2 separate regions of the Homo sapiens genome follow, and region 1 is linked to region 2. A link is a loop called in an ENCODE intact Hi-C map of the cell type or tissue named here. Cell type or tissue: heart left ventricle. All regions are shown on one strand. Links, peaks and the distances in the headings refer to the core of each region. The heading gives the core; the rest is flanking DNA.

Region 1 (4,364 bases), core at 365-4,364, 70 kb after region 2:
GGTGCCTGTAGTCCCAGCTACTCAGGAGGCTGAGGCAGGAGAATGGCGTGAACCTGGGAAGGCAGAGCTTACAGTGAGCCGAGATTGGGCCACTGCACTCCAGCCTGGGTGACAGAGCAAGACTCTGTCTCAAAAAAAAAAAAAAAAAAAAAATTGTTGGCCAGGCATGGTGGCTCACGCCTGTAATCCCAGCACTTTGGGAGGCCGAGGTGGGTGGATCACGAGGTCAAGAGATCAAGACCATCCTGGCCAACACAGTGAAGCCCCGTCTCTACTTAAAATAAAAAAGTTAGCCAGGCATGGTGGCGGGCGCCTGTAGTCCCACCTATTCGGGAGGCTGAAGCAGGAGAATCACTTGAACCCGGAAGGCAGAGGTTGCAGTGAGCCGAGATTGCGCCACTGCACTCCAGCCTGGCGACAGAGCGAGACTGAGTCTCAAAAAAAAAAAAAAATTGTTGGCCGAGCAAGGTGGCTCACGCCTATAATCCCAGCACTTTGGGAGGCCAAGGTGGGTGGATCACCTGAGGTCAGGAGTTCGAGATCAGCCTCGCCAACATGGTGAAACCCCGTTTCACTAAAAATACAAAAATTAGCCAGGCGTGGTGGTGGGCACCTGTAATCCCGGCTACTCCGGAGGCTGAGGTAGGAGATCCACTTGAACCTGGAGGCAGAGGTTGCAGTGAGCCGAGATCATGCCATTGCACTCCAACCTGGGTGACAAGCAAAGTCGATCTCAAAAAAAATAGTGGCCGGGCGCGATGGCTCACGCCTGTAATCCCAGCACTTTGGGAGGCCACCGAGGAGATCATGAGGTCAGGAGATCGAGACCATCCTGGCTAACACGGTGAAACCCCGTCTCTACTAAAAATAAAAAAAGTTAGCCGGGCATGGTGGCAGGCGCCTGTAGTCCCAGCTATTCAGAACACTGAGGCAGGAGAATGGCGTGAACCCGGGAGGCGGAGTTTGCAGTGAGCCGAGATCGCGCCACTGCACTCCAGCCTGGGCGACAGAGCAAGACTCTGTCTCCAAAAAAAAAAAAAAAAATTGTAGATCTAGAGATGTGTTCTAATGCTAATATATAATCACCAAAAATAATAAGGTTTTGCTCAGTTGTTTAACTTCTGTCTTAGAAGAGAAACAGAAAAGTGATGCTGAAGAAGATGGTGGCACTGTCAGTCAAGAGGAGGAAGACAGAAAACCTAAAGCAGAGGTAAAGGAAAGGGGTCACACATTTTGTTTTACCAAGCTGAAGGTACATTTATGTAAAGGGAATATTTTAATAGGGTAGTTTACAGTGGCTTATGGCAGTAAAAATTCTGTTAAAGCCAATTTTGTTGAAGTGGGATTCTTTGTGATACAGGTCAGTGTTTTGTTTGATAATTTTAAGCTACATATTAATCTCAGAAGTATCTTTTTAGCTGAAAATCATTTTCTGAAATAAGCAGAAGGTTATAGGGGGAAAATAAAATGCTTGCTAAGAAGGAAACTTCGGGTCATTAACAGTCTATTTGCCTCTCCTCACTGTGCCCTGAAAAGTATTTCTTATACAAATCACTGTGTTCTAAACTTTTTGTCCCCGTTGTCCATAGATGGGTTCATTCATTCATTTAACTGACATTTGTTGAGTGCCCATTTTGTGCCAGGCATTGTCAGTGAGTAAGACAGACAAAGATACTCTGCCTTTAGGGAGCTTAAATTCTACTTGGGGGAAACAGGCAATGAGCAGTAAACATTTTAAGGAAGTAAACAACACAGCGTATTAGGAAGTAAGAAACGATGAATAATTAAAACAGGAAAAGATACTAAAAGTGCTAGAGGTAGGCGGGTCACCATGTTAAAACCTTACTCGAAAGATGACATCGAACCAAACACTTGAAAGAGGTAGAGAACTTTTCCATGGGGATGTAAGTGGGAAGAGCATTCCAGGCACAGAGAACAGCCAGTATTGAGGCCTAAAGTGGTTGTCTACAAGGCCAGTATGGTGAGTGGACAGAGAGAGTGGAGAAAAGAAGGGTGGAGAAGGCTCCAGGTTAGACAGGCTGTTGTGTGGACTTGGCTTTCCCTCCTAGTGAAGCGGGCAGCCATCACAGGCTACTGGACACAGGTGTCACAGGATGATGACTGTGTCTGCTGTGTTTCCTATATACCAGGGAGAATCAGGGCGACCAGTTAGGAGGTCCCTGTAATCATCTAGGAAAGATACGGTGGCCCCACAAAGGGTGACAGGAGAGGAACAGAGGGTATGAGAACTAGTTGGAGATCTGGATCTTGGTTTTGTGGTAGATTGGATATATAGAGTATGAGAGAAAGGGAACAGTCACTGTCTGTATGTACCATTGCTTACTAAAGTCCTTTACCCAGCACCTCTGTGTCTAAATCTGGTCTCTCCCGGAAAGCTCTCCTCAGGTTTTACTTTCAGCTACAACTCTGCCTTCCTATTAATAAAGATCATTGCTATCTGTATCTTTTGTATATTTTCCATGGATATGTTCTGTCTTAACTAGAATGCAATTCTTAAAAGTAGAGACCATGTTTCCCCCAAACTCCCTCACACGTTAAAAAGTTGCTGGTGCATTTAAAAAAAGGGAATATTTTCATAGGGTAATTTACAATCTTAGCAACTTGTGATAGAGTACAGAGCAGCAGCCTTGGAGTCAGTCTACTTGGATAGCCTTCCATCTTCATGAATCCTTGGTTTCTTATCCTCAGAATGGGGCTAGTGTGCCATAGGCCAGTAGATTGTTTGGGATTAAGCAAGATTAAGAAATCACAGTGTCTGATCCTTTTTTAAGAAAATGTTTATGGGTTAGATTGAGAAAAGTGTATGTTTATAGAAAACAATAAAGACTAAACTGAATTAGAGTAGGCATAATTCCACCACCTCTGAGACAACCATTCTTCTTGGTGCATTTTCTTCTCATCATTTTCCTCATTTTTTTCCTCAAATAAGTTACCCTCAGTCTGGCTGATCTTGAAAATATGGTGAACTTTTATTATTTTTTAAATGTGCTAATTATAATGAATTTCTTTTCAATCAATAGGAGGATGAAATTTTGAACAGATCACCAAGAAACAGAAAGCCACGAAGAGAGTGAAACAATCTTAAGAGCTTGATCTGTGATTTCTTCTCCCTCCTCCCCTGCAAGAGTGGTCCTAGGAGAGGACCTGGCACACCTTAGGTTGACATTCAGAAAACTTCAAGACATCACCATCAGCAGGCTCCAGTTGAACACTAGTCTGTGTAACTTTAAACATCTAGCAGTAAATACTTGCAGTTGTGATATAAAGGACCCTGTTTCTGTAGAAAAGAAAACATTTAACATAATGGTTGTGAAATGTAACATGAAGCAAACTAACTTTTTTTTTTTTAACATCTTTGTTTTTAAAATAGAATGATAGAACTTTGCCAGTCTTTAAGATCTTGGCTTAATTTAATGTATTAATCTGTTTGTGCAAACATAATACCACCATTTAAAAATGTTAGGGAGATGAGTTGCAGTTTTTATAATAGATTTTTTTTAAAGTTTGGTATTGTAAAACATTCACACCTCTGTCCCTCAAAATTGATAATTACGTTTAAAGTGCAGTCATTTGTGGTTAGAATCTTGTTTTGTTTGCTTCCATTATTGAGTTCCTCCTAAGGAAATTGAGGAGAGGGACTGAATAGAAGCCCAAATTCATATAAAAGTTGCGTTTAAGTTGTATTAAAAATAGATATATAAGAAAAAATTCTTTCACTTGATGTTTGTTAGACCAGAAAGTGTGTGTGTTCTGTAGCTCAGTTCCCAGACAGCTTTTTAGGTAGTGGAGGAGGTGGCTTCATGTGGCACTTGGGCATTTATATTCCACTTGGGAGGGTCAGGCTGTGGCCTTCTGGAGCAGGTGGCTTGTTAAGGAATGCTAGCAGGGCATGGCACGTGAGCTCCGGAATAGATGTCTTCATCACTTCTTCCACTGTGTGTTGACACTGTTTTCCTTACCTATTTCCTCAGATCCCCAGCTTTCTCCTCTGCTATGCATTTTCTTCACAGTGCAGCTTGCAGTCCGTTGCTGAAAATGATTATAAGCCCTGCATAATGTTAAGCTTTATTGTGATTACGTGTATGTTTCTTCTTTCTTTTAAGCAGACCCATACCTTTCCAGGGTCAAAGTACAGAATAGAATACATTGATACAAAGTACAGAAAAATACTTTGATTTTTATCCATTTCTTTTACTCTGTGTAAAGACTTGAGAAGTCTAATTCACAGGCAAACCAATACAGAATTGACTGCAGTTGAACAGACTAGAAGTATTTGTGGGAGGAGTGACATGAAGCATGAGTTATCTGATTTTTTTTGTAGCTGCTATATATTTTAAGCCTTC
Region 2 (4,392 bases), core at 132-4,131:
CTGGGACTACAGACGCCCGCCACCACGCCTGGCTAATTTTTTTTTGGATTTTTAGTAGAGACGGGGTTTCACCGTGTTAGCCAGGATGGTCTCGATCTCCTGAACTCGTGATGCGCCTGCCTCGGCCTCCCAAAGTGCTGGGATTACAGGCGTGAGCCACTGCGCCCGGCCACTTGTGTTTCTTTTCAAGAATGGACCCCATGGCAGACATCCATGAGTTTTCATGGTCAGAAATTGGTCTCATGCACACCCCAGCCAACCGAGGTGAGAGAAATGGCATTACAGTGATTGGCTTAGACACGTCAGGATATGTCCCTGAACCAGGACAAGAGGCACCTTCTCCAAGGGTGGATCCCAAAGAAAGTCAGAGGTCTTGGCAAAGAATGGGGAAAAGGGATTATGTAGGCAACCCAGTGTCTGCTACAGAATGAGCAGCGGAGAAGAAAGCAACCTGAAAGGCTGAGTAATTACAAAAAAAGACTAAATTAAATCCATACAAGAGCAAGTTTGCTCTGTTTCCACCTTCACTAGGAATGAGGGCTCAGAGCAGGGCATGCTGGGAAGTAGAAAATAAAGTTACCATTTTTCTGTTTCAGCCATAGCGTGTACATATTACCCTACTCTAGCCCACCCCCTTCTCTCACACACAGTAGTTGTTAAAATAAAAACTTGGCCAGGCGGGATGGTTCACCCCTGTAATCCCAGCACTTTGGGAGGCCTAGGTGGGCGGATCACGAGGTCAAGAGTTCGAGACCAGCCTGACCAACATGGTGAAACCCCATCTCTATTAAAAATACAAAAATTAGCTGAGTATGGTGGCACGCGCCTGTAATCCCAGCTACTCAAGAGGCTGAGGCAGAAGAATAGCTTGAACGCGTGAGGTGGAGTTTACAGTAAGCTGAGACTGTGCCATTGTACTCCAGCCTGGGCGACAAAGCGAGACTCCGTCTCTAAAATAAAATGAAATCAAATCAAATCTTGGGCTGGGAGGCCAAGATTATCTGTCCCGAAATTTGACAGATTATAATTATTTTTTAGAAGTGGAATCTTGCTGTGTCACGCAGGCTGGAGTCCAGTGGCACAATCACAGTTCACTGGAGCCTCCAACTCCTGGGCCCAAGCTATCCTCCCATCTCAACTTCCCAGCTGGCTGGGACCACAGGCAGGTGCCACCACACCCAAGTAATTATTTTTTAAGTATTTTTTAATTTTTTGTAGAGACGAAGACTCGTTTTGTTTTCTGGGTTTCTTTTTTTTTCTTCTTCTTCTTTTTTTGACAAGAGTTTCACTCTGTCGCCAGGCTGGAGTCAGTGGCACGATTTCGGCTCACTGCAACCTCCACCTCCCGGGTTCAGGCAATTCTCCTGCCTCAGCCTCCCAAGTAGCTGGGACTATAGGCGGGCGCCATCACACTAATTTTTGTATTTTTAGTAAAGACGGGGTTTCCCCATGTCGGCCAGGATGGTCTCGATCTCTTGACCACATGATCCACCCACCTGGGCCTCCCAGAGTGCTGGGATTACAGGCGTGAGCCACGGCGCCTGGCCCCCTGGGCTGGTCTTGAGGTCCTGGGCTCAAGTAAGCCTACCTCTGAGCCTTCCAAATTGTTGGGCTTATAGGCGTGAGCCACTGCACGGTCTCAAATAATTATTTTAGGGTTGAGTTTTTACTGAATCTGGTGAGTTTGACTAATGTAAGACTTCCCTTTGGCCCTGGGCAAGTATAAAAGATAAATTGAGGCCGGGCGCGGTGGCTCATGCCTGCAATCCCAGCAGTTTGGGAGGCTGAGGTGGGCGGTTCACCTGAGGTCAGGAGTTCGAGACCAGCCTGATCAACATGGAGAACCCCTGTCTCTACTAAAAATACAAAATTAGCCGGGCATGTGGTACATGCCTGTAATCCCAGCTACTCGGGAGGCTGAGGCAGGAGAATCGCTTGAACCCAGGAGGAAGAGGTTGCTGTGAGCCGAAAGTGCGCCATTGCACTCCAGCCTGGGCAACAAAAGAGAAACTCTGTCTCAAAAAAAAAAATTTTTTTTTTAATTAAAATTAAAAAAAAAAAAAGAAAGATAAAGCGAAGTCCATGTGTCAGGAGCAAGCACAGGACAAAGTCACACAGAGCGGTGTGAGAGGGAGGCTGGGAGGGCAGCCACAGCTGTGCGGGGTGGTCTGGAGAGGACATGGGGCAGCCACAGCTGTGCGGGGTGGTCTGGAGAGGACATGGGGCAGCCACAGCTGGGAGCGGGGGCAGGGGCTGGGGAGGAGAGGAGGAATGTGCAAGCTCAGCTGTGCAAGCTGGGGTCAATGGCTACATCAGAACCAGACCCCATTGCTGGTAGCTTCACCGTCTCGCTCTCATGGGGCCTCCCAGCTATCCCAAATCTCCAAGAAACAGACTCAGAGACCTGCGGTCAGAGGTCCAGCGAGGGGGAGAGCGGAAGTGAGCTCCAGGCCACGTACAACGGCAGTCCCGGTTCCCCGCCATGAGCACGACCTGTGTGAGAGCACAGGGTATCTGGGCAGAAGGAAAACTAGGGGAGCCTCATCCAGCGCTGGAGATGGAGAAGCTTTGGGCTTCTCGACGGCGAGGCACCCGGGGAACGGGGAGTCACTTAGAACCTCAAAGTAGCCTCGGGCGAGAACAAGCGAAGCAATTCCAAGCTCTACCAGGTCACGGAGGGCGCGAAACCCGCCCCGCGCTCCGGCCGGCCGGCAGGGGGCGCGCGCTCCCCGAACTCCCGCGCACCGCGGAGGAGGCGGCCCTGGCGCGGGGAAGCAGTGGGAAAATCGCAAGGAAGCCGGGTAAGGACCTTTCATTTTCAGCCCTGCTCTTTAAATACTAGACATACCGTCTGGCGCATGTCGAGGCGTGTATTATTTTGATCCAGTGCGCGTGCCGTATGTGACTTGGCTTGGCTTCCCCTGAAAGCAGCGGCTGTGGGGAGTTGATTCGGAAGTGAAGGGCCCTGGGCGACCCGGCGAGTAGAGGCAACACCAACACTCCTCCTTAGCGAGGGGTCTCCCCGCCGCGGTGGCTGCCCGGCCCCAAGGACAGGAGGGATTTGTGCACTGACTCCTGACCCCGTCCTCCAGCGCTGCTCTGAAGGGAGAGTCTGTGCAGTGGCACCTGCGCGAAGCTGGCCAAAGCCTGCCCAGACGGCTCACCTGTGCGGGATGGAACAAAAGGTGAGCCCAGGGGGCCTGATAAAATGACCTCAGTAGCCGCCTGTGGGAGGGGACCCTGAGGAAAGCACCACAGTGACTACCAAGCGCCTTATGTCAGGGCTATTTATGACAGAGGGAAATCGGTGCGTGTTTGAGATACATTCCGTGAAGTGGAATTGCCTGATCAGAGGGTGAAGGCACACGCAGTTTTGCTCCCCGTAGGAATTGCTCCATCGTGCATTTTCTTCAGCATTTATGTGAGTGCCCTCCCCCAGCCTTGCTGGCAGTGGATGTTGCAAACTCTTGGGTTTTTGCTAATCCGTCAAGAGAGCAGAGATCTCCTTTTTTTTTTTTTTTTTTTTTTTTTTTGAGGCGGATTCTCATCTCCCAGGCTGAAGTGCGGTGCTCACTGCAACCTCTGCCTCCCGGGTTCAAGCGATTCTCCTGTCTCAGCCTCCCAAGAAGCTGGGTATTACAGGCATGCACCACCACAACTGGCCAATTTTTGTATTTTTAGTAGAGACGGGATTTCACCATGTTGGCCAGGCTGGTCTTGAACTCCTGACCTTGTGATCCACCTGCCTCGGCCTCCCAAAGTGCTGGGATTACAGACATGAGCCATCGCCCCCGGCCTCTTTGTTTGTTTTTGAGACAGGGTCTTGCTCTGTCGCCCAGGCAGGAGTGCAGTGGCGCAATCTCGGCTCACTGCAACCTCTGCCTCCCGGGTTCAAGTGATTCTCCTGCCTCAGCCTCCCGAGTAGTTGGGACTACAGGTCCACGCCCAGATAATTTTTTGTATTTTTAGTAGAGACAGGGTTTCACCATGTTGGCCAGGATAGCCTCGATCTCTTGACCTCGTGATCCACCGGCCTCGGCCTCCCAAAGTGCTGGGATTACGGGCATGAGCCACCGTGCCTGGCCTTAATTTTTGTATTTTTAGTAGAGATGGGGTTTCACCATGTTGGCCAGGATGGCTCTTAGTTTATTTTTAATTTTTATTTTACATTTCTGTGATTAGGAGGAAGATTGAGCACCCTACCTTATACTCAAGGCTTTTCATTGCGGTTTTTTTTTTTTTTTTTTTTTTGGCCAGGGTTTCACTCTTGTTGCCCAGGCTGGAGAGCAATGGCGCCATCTCGGCTCACCACAACCTCAGCCTCCCCAGCTCAAGCGATTCTCATGCCTCAGGCTCCCGAGTAGCTGGGATTACAGGCATGCGCCACCATGC

The links. Hi-C counts contacts between places; a loop is a spot of excess contacts. Peaks named below come from ENCODE experiments on the same cell type or tissue, not always from the same donor. Only the 100,000 strongest peaks of a DNase experiment are listed, where the experiment ranks them.
Region 1: a loop joins it to region 2, with 6 times the contacts of the local background. A loop is called at or near these places in 4 of 110 quality-filtered maps.

What each region holds. Positions count from the first base shown.
Region 1 is chr5:179,725,550-179,729,913 of GRCh38, forward strand. CANX (calnexin) reads left to right here. Exons shown (of 15, transcript NM_001746.4): 14 at 1,131-1,210; 15 at 3,042-4,364. The coding sequence ends at 3,095. Among named protein-coding and RNA genes, the nearest start is that of MAML1, 5.1 kb to the right of the region's middle. In heart left ventricle, for the core only: no CTCF peak of the experiment used is centred there; no DNase peak of the experiment used is centred there.
Region 2 is chr5:179,655,297-179,659,688 of GRCh38, forward strand. It overlaps LOC105377763 (a long non-coding RNA gene), which reads left to right and starts at 2,466. Exons shown (of 3, transcript NR_134260.1): 1 at 2,466-2,801; 2 at 3,011-3,185. In heart left ventricle, for the core only: no CTCF peak of the experiment used is centred there; a DNase peak (open chromatin) is centred at 2,477; H3K4me3 peaks cover 1,082 bases.